Regions from separate parts of the Homo sapiens genome. Here region 2 is linked to region 1. The links are chromatin contacts, found by Hi-C or POLR2A ChIA-PET in ENCODE. All regions are on one chromosome and are shown on one strand. The core of a region is the stretch at or near the end of the contact, and the rest is flanking DNA. Distances in the headings are between cores, read along the strand shown. Region 1 holds the start of NSFL1C (NSFL1 cofactor). Region 2 overlaps STK35 (serine/threonine kinase 35).

What was found. A loop is a pair of places that touch in the nucleus more often than their neighbours do. ChIA-PET counts read pairs that join two places held with the same protein, here RNA polymerase II (POLR2A). Pooled maps may share reads with other maps.
Region 2: a loop to region 1 is called in a map of breast epithelium, with 19 times the contacts of the local background. The contact joins the enhancer-like site here to the promoter of NSFL1C in region 1. A Hi-C loop is called at or near these places in 1 of 168 maps with a recorded cell type or tissue (breast epithelium) and 1 of 50 pooled maps. POLR2A ChIA-PET finds 5 or more read pairs at or near these places in 1 of 52 experiments (PC-9).

The regions. Positions count from the first base shown.
Region 1 is chr20:1,463,497-1,468,976 of GRCh38, reverse strand. NSFL1C (NSFL1 cofactor) reads left to right here and starts at 2,128. Exons shown (of 9, transcript NM_016143.5): 1 at 2,128-2,257; 2 at 4,551-4,648. The coding sequence starts at 2,153. RefSeq lists a silencer at 1,834-2,103 and an enhancer at 2,398-2,899.
Region 2 is chr20:2,130,644-2,136,123 of GRCh38, reverse strand. All of the region lies in intron 3 of STK35 (serine/threonine kinase 35), which reads right to left. LOC124900458 (a long non-coding RNA gene) reads right to left here. Exons shown (of 2, transcript XR_007067499.1): 2 at 1-5,480. Among named protein-coding and RNA genes, the nearest start is that of STK35, 32 kb to the right of the region's middle. Within about 2 kb of position 3,368, at least 5 of the 41 ENCODE cell types and tissues checked have a DNase peak (open chromatin) inside an H3K27ac peak, as active enhancers do; they include PC-9 and breast epithelium, where a contact is called at or near this core.

The DNA.
Region 1 (5,480 bases), core at 879-3,378:
TAGAACTCACTTCATAGGGTGCATGAGTTAGTGTATCTAAGGCTCTTTGCAGAGTGTCTAGGGGCATAGTAAGTGCTCAGTAAACACTAGCTGCCAGGTAGTGTTATGGGAAAGGATGCCCTCAAGTCCTCTAGAAGAGGGATCAGGGACCCTCTGGCCGAACAAAGAGCTTTCCCTGATGGCACAAAAATGAAGAGGGGGGGTGACAATGAGTTTCAATGACTCCAATACCAGCCAGGGAACTGGACCTTGAGGAGCTGATCGCCTGCAGATCTTTAAGCTGGGGTTAGTCGTTGTCAGTTTCCAGGGTAGAAAGACCTTACTGGTTGCCAATCGTGAGGTCCAGAGTGAGCCTCTAGCTTCTTGGACTTCCTGGAAAGTTGGGGTGCATTTCGAGTTGACACAATGATGAAAGGGGTAAGTCCTAGGGACCGGGGCTGGTCCTGGGTGGCCTTGCAATAGAAAGGAGAGTCTCACACCACAAAGAAAGGACCCTCCTCCCATGCCTCCTGCCAGGGCCTATTGTGGCTGCAACCATGCTCCTAATAACCTAACCCAAGCCCTAACTCGTTTGTCATATAAACTTAAAGGATTTCTTGCACAGTGTTAATAAGACACCGAATTTTCCAGGAAAGCAACTATTGTGTCAATTGAGGGAAGACTGGACTTTGTGCTGTTCATAACCTGATTAAGAGGGGTTTTGACTAAGCCTGGGCACCTTCTCAAGGTCTCCTTGAGAAAGGGACACCTGAACTGAGAGCTGAAGAATGAGCAGGGGCCGACAGAGGAAGAGGAAGGGAAGAGTGTCCCACGGTGGTGTTGGAAATTAAAGCTCGAAGTCTCAAGGAAAACCAGCACTGAAATAAAAGATTTTTCAGCAAAGCCAATTTACTTCTGCAGAAGGGTGCCACTCACACATCTGGTCTTCAGGAAAGCACACCGAACAAAAGAGAGAAGGGGTTTTTATCCCTAATGCGGTTAGTCGCTGCTTCTGTGTCCTGTTCCCATTGGCTGGGGCTGGACTGCGCAATCTAAGCTAATCCCGATTGGCTAGTTCAAATGGAGCAGAAATGTGGGCTACAGTGGTAGGGCAAGCGGTTTCGGCAGGAAGAAGAGTTTCCGCGGGAATGGCAATTGTAGCGAGGGTATCCAAGGGAACAGATGTGAGTTATAGATTAGGACCCGCGGGAAGGTTGTTTACCGTAACTAGGGGTAAGGAGGTACAAAGAACAAGGAAGTTAGGCTTTGAAAATAGAGAACAAAGAACAAGTAAGCTGAACAAGTAAGTTCCTCTTTGGAGAGGCAAGAGGGCAAAGAAGCTGAGGACCCAGAAGACAGGATTGTGCCTAAGAAAGTGGCCTTGGAGCAGAGGCCCAAAGAAAGCGGGGAGAGCGCCTTGCCCATCGGTAAGGGAAAGGTGCTCCAGGCACAGAAGCAGCTAATGCAACGGCCCTGAGGCAAATGCAAGATAACTGGCAAGTTCCAGGAACAGCAAGGAGGGCAAGGCGCCTGGAGCAGAGGAAGCTAGCGGATCCCTTGATGAGAGGGAGGAACTGGCCCATCTCTCATGGGTCCTGCAGGCAGGCCATGAGACTGTCTTTTATGCGGGGCGAGATAACGAGGCATGGACGTGTTGTGAGCGGAGGCCTAGCCTGTTCAAGGTCTGAATTTTTACCCCTAGAATGTAAGAAGCATGGGAGCAGGGACTTTGTTTTGCTCCCTGCCATATCCACAGCCCTAGAAAAACGTCGGGCCATTGATAGCTCTCAGTAAATGCTTGACAAGTAAGTGAATGAACGAATGCACAATTAATGAAATGAGGGCTGCGTCAATGAATAACTGGGAATCTGACTCCTGCAGGGAGCCTTCAGCCCACAGGTGTATGTAAGACCCGCCCCGCCTCTCATCCTTCGGGCTCCCACCCCCGCCGTTAGGCTGCGGTTCGCGCCGCGGTCGCCAGAGGGCGCGGAGCGGCGGGGCTTCCCGCACGGAGGGCTTTGCGTGAGGCACCGCGTGGGGCGGGGCTGCGGGCGGGCTCCCAGCTGCTGGGCCCTCATCGGCTGGGCCTCGTCGACCGGCAAGCGGAACGCGGCAGCGGGGCTGGGCCTGTGCGGCGGCCGCCGGAGCGCTTTGGAAGGCGCACGGGGCGAAGATGGCGGCGGAGCGACAGGAGGCGCTGAGGGAGTTCGTGGCGGTGACGGGCGCCGAGGAGGACCGGGCCCGCTTCTTTCTCGAGTCGGCCGGCTGGGACTTGCAGGTAGCGCCGCGCGGCGGGCTGTGTCGGGTGGGCCGGGGACTGCTGGGAGCGGGCGCCTGGTGCCTTAAGCCCGCGGCGGCCGAAGCGCACAGTCATCCCCGCTCTACCGCGGCCCGACCCAGGCCTCATGGTCCCGGGACCGCTTGTCACGCGTCGCCTGCTCGGCTTGGGAGTGGGGGAACGCGGGCCAGCCCCAGCCAGTTCTGCCGTGCCAGTTTCACCCTGCCTCGCCCGCTTGCGGCGTCAGCGAGACTTCGGGCGCTGCGGCAGCCGGCGAGGAGAGGGAGCGCCTGGGGGCGTGGCTGCCGCGCCGAGTATCTGCTGGAGGCCGGGCTGGTCCGAGTGAGCAGCTCTTGGGTGAAGCCCCACTCGGGACTAGGTGGCCGCTCATTTCCACTTCCGAAGTCCAGCCCGGGAGTTGACCGCCGCCCAGCCTTCCTAATTGCTGGGAGAATACCTCTGGGGTGGTGGCGCAAGGTTGGAGCTTCTTCACCTTGCGTAGTTAACTTATCTGTAAAATGGGAGTCTCGTGGAAATTGCTGTGTAGTTCATTGGCACGTACTGAGTATTCACTAAATACTTGCTAAGAAGACTTAAGCTTCACGAGGCAGGGATTTTTGTACACTGATGAATTCCCAGTGCCTGGAACAATGCCTGGCACATAATAAGCATTCGGTAATTAACTGTAGAAAGAATTGCATAAATATTCTTGGCCAGCTTCGTCTTAGGTAGATGATGACGGTGATGACTAATATTTATTGAGTACCTACCATGAGCCAAGCGCTGTTCTGACTGCTTTACATGTCTTTTGTCATTTAACCTTCGCATTTTGCAGCTGAGATTAAAGAGGTTAAGTAACTTGCTCAAGGCCTCACTAGCTACCAGGCAGAAGAGGTAGAAGTGGAACCCAGTTCTGTCTGATTGCAAGCAGACAGAGCCCAAGCTTTAAACCACCATGTGCCAAGCACTTTACATAATATGATTCGTTGGATCCTAGCAACACTATGAGGTAAAGACTAGACCCATTTTATGGATGAGGAATTGGAAGCACAGAGGGCAAAGAATTTGCTCAGGGTCACATAGCCAGTAAGTAGCGGGGTTGGAATTTGAACTGAGTCTGCTGCCAAACGTAAATTACTCCCCAAACATAAGAATTCGGTAAAGCATCACACCTAGATCACACCTAGACACAATGGGAAGCCCCTATGCTGGGCAGAAATAAAAAGTTTCTACCTGAAAGACCTAAAAGCACACAGTGTTGTGACCAACAGATCTTCTGTCTCGTTCCCCTCACATTGTAGTGGGGAAACTGAGGATCATGCATGTGACTTGCCTGGCAGGAACAGGACTTGAATGTAGGCTCCCTGAGAATGCCAGTTCACTACATGGCCTGAGACAGCACACTGCCTCCCAGCAGATTACTTTTATCCCTTGACAGCTCACTGTCTCCTGTGAAGTTGGTGACCCTGAGGACAGAGGCCATGTCTATTTCATCTCTGTGACCTCAATGCTTTCTTGTGTTTGTGCAAAGCAAGTGATTAGTGAATGCCTGTCCGTTGAGTTGGTGACAGAGATGTCACAAATGACCAAAGGATTCCCATATTCCTTCTGTATGTGTAAACCTAAGATGCGAGTATGCATAAATCTTAATGGATTATCTCATCCAGTGTGCAGGTTGGTGAGACAGGTACCCCCATTTCACAGATTAGGAAACAACTTGAAAGAAAGGAAAAGTAGCAACCTGGACTGACTCCACAGTTCCTGACTCCGGGCTGTACTGGAAGCGCTTAAGAGTGAGGGCCTAAGCACACTAGCAGGGATGGAACCTGGCTCCTCTCTTTACCAGTTGTGTAAACTTGAACAAATTTTTTTTTAATCCTCAGTGCTTCTGTATCAACTATAAAATGAGATGATAAGAGTACTAATAGCATAGAGTTCTTGAGGATTAAACAAATTAACGTATGTAGAATGCTCAGAACAACCTGGCATGTAAATGCTCACTAAATGTGTGCTACTTTTACTAGATCACGTTTCTTCATAAAATGAGAATAAAGAGTGTCTTCCACCCCAGCCATTCTTACTGCCTTCTTTTCACCTTAGTGGGTGGAATTTGTTTCAGTTGACACGAAGACTAACAGCTGAGCTGTTAACCTTCTGGTCTAATTTTCTTTGGCCCATGGATGCAAGCTACCTTGTAAGTGTTGGCCATGTCTGTATTCCTTTGTGCTCAAAGGAGATGTGCGTTAGGTGAAGGCCTGTTTAAGGGTCCCAAGGTACTACCTCTCTGTTTCAGATCGCGCTAGCGAGCTTTTATGAGGACGGAGGGGATGAAGACATTGTGACCATTTCGCAGGCAACCCCCAGTTCAGTGTCCAGAGGCACAGCCCCCAGGTAAGGGCCAGCTTCAATTATCGCTACATGAGTGTTTCCAGCAGTGAAGAGGAGCTATTTTCTGACCAGAGCGTTCAGGCCTGGGTGTGTGGACCAGGTCTGAATGAGAAGGTTAGACTGAGTCAATGGGTAGTACTTCCCAGCAGGCCTCAGTCATTTCCTATACAGAGATGCATGACTTTTAACTGGGTGTGGTTTATGGTTCAATCCTGGGGGAAACCACAAACCTACTTTTAAGACTTTTACTTATGTAGTATGAGGAATGACCACTGCAACTCTAAAGTTTTTAAGTAAAAGCCAAAAAACTTCCTTTCAAGGGTGCTATAGATGTGAAAGTTTAGGCGAAATGACTTAGGAAAGCTGTTTTGATATTTTAGGATGCCCGTTACCTTATTAAGAAGTCTTGTACAAAATAAACCTGTGTAACCCACCCTTTGCCAAGTTGATTAGGGAGACCTTGTCTTACTAGGTAAAACAGTGTTAACCTTTGCAATCCCATTTGCATCCCCTGTCGCTGCCTCCCACAGCACCCACAGCAGATTACTCCTGTGCTCTGCAGAGTGAGACAATGCTGGTCTTCCAGGAGACAGGCAGGGGTGCTTCCTGTAAAGGTGTCTGAACCTTTACAGAGAGTGTGTAAGCAGAGGTGTCTCCCCTCTCTGCTTTCGCCTTATTGCTTCTACTCTCTAGTGTATGTTTTAGCCAGGAAATTTTATTTGGGTTTGAATTCAACCCCAGAATATAACCAACAGTGTTTCTTTGCCATGAAGTGGTAAATTATGTTTCTCTCTAAAGGCAACTGAGGTTTAAAATATATTTCCTCCCTTCGAAG
Region 2 (5,480 bases), core at 2,119-4,618, 670 kb before region 1:
CCCGGCCTCAGAATGTGTCCCCTGAGTCTAAGTTAGGTATGGTAAGAGGTTAATGAAAAGAGTAGACTTATGACTGGAGCACTATGGTTTAGTCTGAAAGTATGGACTTCCCAAGATGGCTTTTTTTTCTGAGATAGGGCCTTGCTCTGTCAGGCTGGAGTGCAAAGGCATGATCCTGGCTCACTGCAGCCTTGACTTCCCTGGCTTAAGTGATCCTTCCGCCTCAGTTTCCTGAGTAGGGACCACAGGTGCATGCCACTGTGCCCAGCTAATTAGTCTTATTAGTCTTGCTGTCGCCCAAGCTGGAGCGCAGCAGTGCAATCTCGGCTCACTGCAACCTCCACCTCCTGGGTTCAAGTGATTCTCCTGAGTAGCTGGGAAGACAGGCGCGCACCACCACGCCCGGCTAATTTTTGTATTTTTAGTAGAGACAGGGTTTCGCCATGTTGGCCAAGCTGGTCTTGAACTCCTGGGGTCAAGTGATCCTCCTGCCTTGGCCTCCCAAAGTGCTGGGATTACAGGTGTGAGCCACAACGCCCTGCCCAAGATCTTAAAATGCACAAAGCCTCTTTCTAGACCCAACCATTTGTAAAATGGCAAATATATCCTATAAGTCTCTTTAGCTAACAAGTGGTCCAGGAAGTGGAATCCTGGCTGAAGTCCTGCCAGATATGTTGGACTGCTGGAGGACTCCCATATGCCACATTCAAAACACATGGATTGTTGAAAGAGGCGGCTGGGGCAGCCCTACAAGGAACTGAGCACCACCAGCCCCTGCTCAGCAGGGGTCCACCCTTTACCTAGCCACCCCCTGCCACCATCTTCCACATTCTGTTCACCCACTTAAGTGTATCCAGAGGAAGCCAGTCCCACGGATTCTCTGAAAGGCAGACAGACTGTCGCCCAGGCTATAAAAGCACAGATGCAATCATAGGAATGTGCTCCCAGGAGGCAACCTACTAAGAGGAACTGAAGTGAAACACGGGAAGATGAAGGATCTTGCCTGTTGCTAAGAGTAAATGTGGGAAACCTGGTTCCAGGCCCCTCTAGCTCTCTCCCTACTCCCCCTCTGGAGACTTCATTTCTTCCCCTGCCAAATGAAGGACCTGGGGCCAGCACAGGGGTTCTTAACCTGGACTCCTTCTAACCCCAAGGATGCACAGGTTCTGCAAAGCCCCTTAGGGCTGGGAAGTTTAATGCATATCCCAGGCATTTTTTTTTCTTTTCTTTTTTGACACAGAGTCTCACTCTGTTGCCCAGGCTGGAGTGCAATGACACAATCTCGGCTCACTGCAACCTCCACCTCCCGGGTTCAAGCGATTCTCCTGCCTCAGCCTCCCGAGTAGCTGGGATTACAGGCGTGTGCCATGACGCCCGGCTAATTTTTGTATTTTTAGTAGAGATGGGGTTTCACCATGTTGGCAAGGCTGGTCTTGAACTCCTTACCTCAGGTGATTTGCCAGCCTCGGCCTCCCAAAGTGCTGGGATTACAGGCCTGAGCCACCGCGCCAGGCCCCAGGCATTTTTTAAATGGTAGAATAACACACCATTCAGGTTCTGAGAAAGGAACATGGCACAAAGAATACTGAGAAGAGGCCCTCTATAGGCCCCTTATTTATTAAGGCAAAAACTAACTGGACAGTGGCACATGAGTGCTCTAAACAGGGCACCCCCAGCACAGGTGAGACGTACAACTTGTGTGGCTGGGGCTGAGGGAAATCAGGCCAAAGAGTGTTTGGAGGGAGGCAGACTTCAGCTCAATGCACCAGAGCCCTTTCTAACAGGGCAACAGTGAGGTCCTCCTCCTCCTTGAAAGTTTCTAGCAGAACCCGAGACCCGCCCCATCTTTTTTTTTTTTTTTTTGGAGACGGAGTCTCGCTCTGTTGCCCAGGCTGGAGTGCAGTGGCACCATCTCAGCTCACTACAACCTCTGCCTCCCGGGTTCAAGCGATTCTCCTGCTTCAGCCTCCCCAATAGCTAGGATTACAGGTGTGCACCACCACGCCCAGCCTGAGACTCCCCTTTCAAGTGGACGAATGTTATCAGGAGGAGACAGGCTCTATGCTGCGTCCCTGAAGCTCAATCCACGCCCCACTTATACAAGGAAGAGGCACAAACACTCTTGCAGCAACAAGTGGCAGGCCCATGTAAGGCCCAGTAAGTCAGCAGGGTATGACTTACTGAGGGAAAGGGTCTGAACAAAGCTTAAAGCCGAGACAGCATGCTGCTGCAAAGAGATGTCAGCTGTATCTCAAGTGTGCCAGAAAGTCAGGGCAGTGGAGCAAGCAGTTACTGTGAAAGCTCCTAGACATGAAGACTTGCTTAATATTGTTTTAAACAATTTGATTGCTTGGAGTATACTGCCAAAAGTGCTAGTATTAAAAAGTTTGCCAAATGCACACAGAGAAACAGTAGGCAAGACTGCAGATTCTGAGATTTGGAGGTCTCCGTGGTGACCAGCAGGCAGGGCTGCACACTGAGTCATCTTGTCTGCGTCTGAGAACCCAGACTCACTTAAACCTCGTCTTTCTGGCCTTGGGAGGTCAAGAGGCAATAGGGCACTGGGATGGTAGTTCCTCTAAGCACTTTAATTAGTACACAGACACTGGGTGAAACCCAACACCAACTAAGGGGAACTATTTGTCTCTAGAAACAGCCCAGGTAATTGGCAGTTAGCTGTGTGGATACCCTAATTCCCCTCCTCAACTTATTAAGTGTGGGGCAGAAAATAAAAGCTGCCAACTGCCTCAATTGGTCCCCAGAGACAGGTTCAGTTGTGGCTGCTGTGATTAGCAAAGAAAGAGCCCAAGGGAAAGGCTGAGGTCCTCAGGGGCCCTTGCCAGGAGGAAGATGCTAAGGTGCCATTACTAGCTAAAGGGGAACGGTCACTCTTCCATATGGGGACAGAACAATTTGTGGTTATAAGAAAGATGCCAAGAAGGTCACACCCACAGAGAGGTCCACATGGACTTTTGGTTACAACAACCAGTTAAAGCCCACTAAGCCAAGGGGAACTCACTGGAGGCAATTGCTAAGGGGTTTGGAGATCTCTTTGGGAGAAAGAATGCTATCACAAATTGTTAGTGAGAAGCAAAGTGAAAACGTGTGATTAGCCTATAAGGATTTGGCAAAAACAAACAAAATAGCAGGATGGGGGCAATACACAGAGCCACCACTGACTCAACTGTCATCAGGAGCTAGGAACTGCGCCGGACACAGCCTACAGTGAGCAACACTTACTGCACTGACCAGACAAGGAAATGGGGGCCCAGAGAAGGTAGATCACTTGCCCAAAGCCGCCCAGCTAGTAAGTAGGAGAGCTGCCGTTTAAACCTAGATTGACCAGTCCAACAGGTTCAACAGCAAGTCTGTTGATGTCTTGACACCAATATAGAAGCAAAGGTTTCTCATCTTCCTATTCAGATGTTACCCTTACCGCCTTCCCATGCTCTGGAAGGTGCCTGTGCAGTCTCACACTTTTTGGAGACAGGTACTGCCAGTGTGGCAATTCATCTTCCCCTCCTGGGGGACTGACAGTTCTCCCCTCATTGTTACTGACTCACCTGCCTAAAATACAGCCTTGCTCACCACCACCCACTCACCCTTGTCTTTTTTGGCAGGATGAAGTTCATTCTCCTCAGGCTGGCATTCAAGGCTCTTGGCAACTTAGCCCTATTTAGCTTTCTACTCTAGCCTCTGTGTGAACCCACCCAGGGATAGGCACTCTTCACAAATTCCAGTGTTCTGTCTTTGGACGTGCTATGGCCCCTGCTTCAAATATCCTAATCTGTTCTTCTTTCTTCAAGGTCCATCTTAAGTCATGTGTCCTCTACTTTGCCATCACTTACTTCTTTGGCAAAAGCCAGCTCCCTTTTCTGAGCTCCTGGTGGCCCTGAGACAGTGCGGTGCATATGGATTTGCTCAGATGAACTCTCTTTGGTAGCTCGATGGAGATCATGAGCACTGGAGCTCTGGCCTTTGAGCTGGCATGAGCTAGCCATGTGGCCAGTGGTAAATCACTTCCTTTCTCTGGAGTGGGAGTTGGGGGGACAACAATACTTAGGATGCAGGTGAGGATTTCACAACATTTAAAAAAGAGTGGGGAGTACTGACGCTGAGCCTGCATAGGCCTAGGCTAATGTGTGGGTTTTTGTTTTTAAGCAAAAAAAATTTAAAAAGTAAAAAAATTACTTTTTTAAAATAGAAAAAAGTATACAGAATAAGGATATGAAGAAAGAAGGGCCAGGCACGGTGGCTCAGGCTTGTAAGCCCAGCGCTTTGGGAGGCTGAGGCAGGAGGACAGCTTGAGCCCAGAAGGTCGAGGCTGCCAAGTAATCCAAGATCGTGCCACTGCACTCCAGCCTGGGTGACAGAGCGCGACCCTGTCTTATGTTTGTGTTTTACGCTAAATGTTAATGAATCAAGAAATTTTTTAAAAATTTTAAGTTTAGAAAGCAAAAAAGTTACAGTAAGCTAAGGTTAATTTATTTTTAAAGAAAGAAATTCTACAATAGTGTACAGTAATGTCCTAGGCCTTCACACTGACTCATTACTCACTCACTGACTCACCCAGAGCAACTTCTAGTCCTGCAAGCTCTATTCATAGTAAGTGCCCTATATAGGTATACCATTTTTAATCTTAAAAAAAAAAACAAAACTTTAATATAATTTTGTAGAGATGGGGGTCTCCCTCTGTGGCCCAGGCTGGTCTCAAACTCCTGGGCTCAAGTGATCTTCCTGTCTTGGCCTCCCAAAGTGTTGGGAATATAGGCATAAGCCAGCAAGCCCAGCCATTTTTTTTACCTTTTATGCCGTATTTTCACTGTACCTTTTCTATGTTTACATGTTTAGACACACAAACACCATTGTGTTACAACTGCCTATAGTAGTATTCAGTACCACAACATGCTGTACAGGTTTGCAGTCTAGGAGCAATAGGCTCTATCTACCATATAACCTAGGTGTATAGGAGGCTATACCATCCAGGACTGTGTAAGAACACTCCATGATGTGTGCACAAAGACAAAATCGCTTCACAGTGGATTTCTCAGAATATATCCCCGTCATTAAGTGACGCATGAGTATATAGTGAATGCAAGATGATCGGCAAGCTGCTAATTCTCAGTAACCACTTGCTGAATTTGTATAAAGACCTAGGTCCCCAGGGGGTTCCAGGGAAGGGGGTCTGGTGAGCAGGCAGATGACACAACCTCTACCCACGCCCTCTATTGTCATTCAAACCACGGTGTGACGGGATGGCCAAAGGAGTGACTCCAAAGCCCCTTCCCCACTGGCTGACCGTCCAGATAAGGTTGGAGGGCCGCCCCTCAGCTCCGGGTGCTTGCACTTAGAAACCTGAAGATTACTGAAACCAGGGACTACAGACCTTCTTCCCCCATCTCCCTCCCCTGTATGCCTTTCCCTAACCCAAAATAGAAAGTATTTCCCAATTTACAAATTAAAGTAGTTCTCAAAATCAA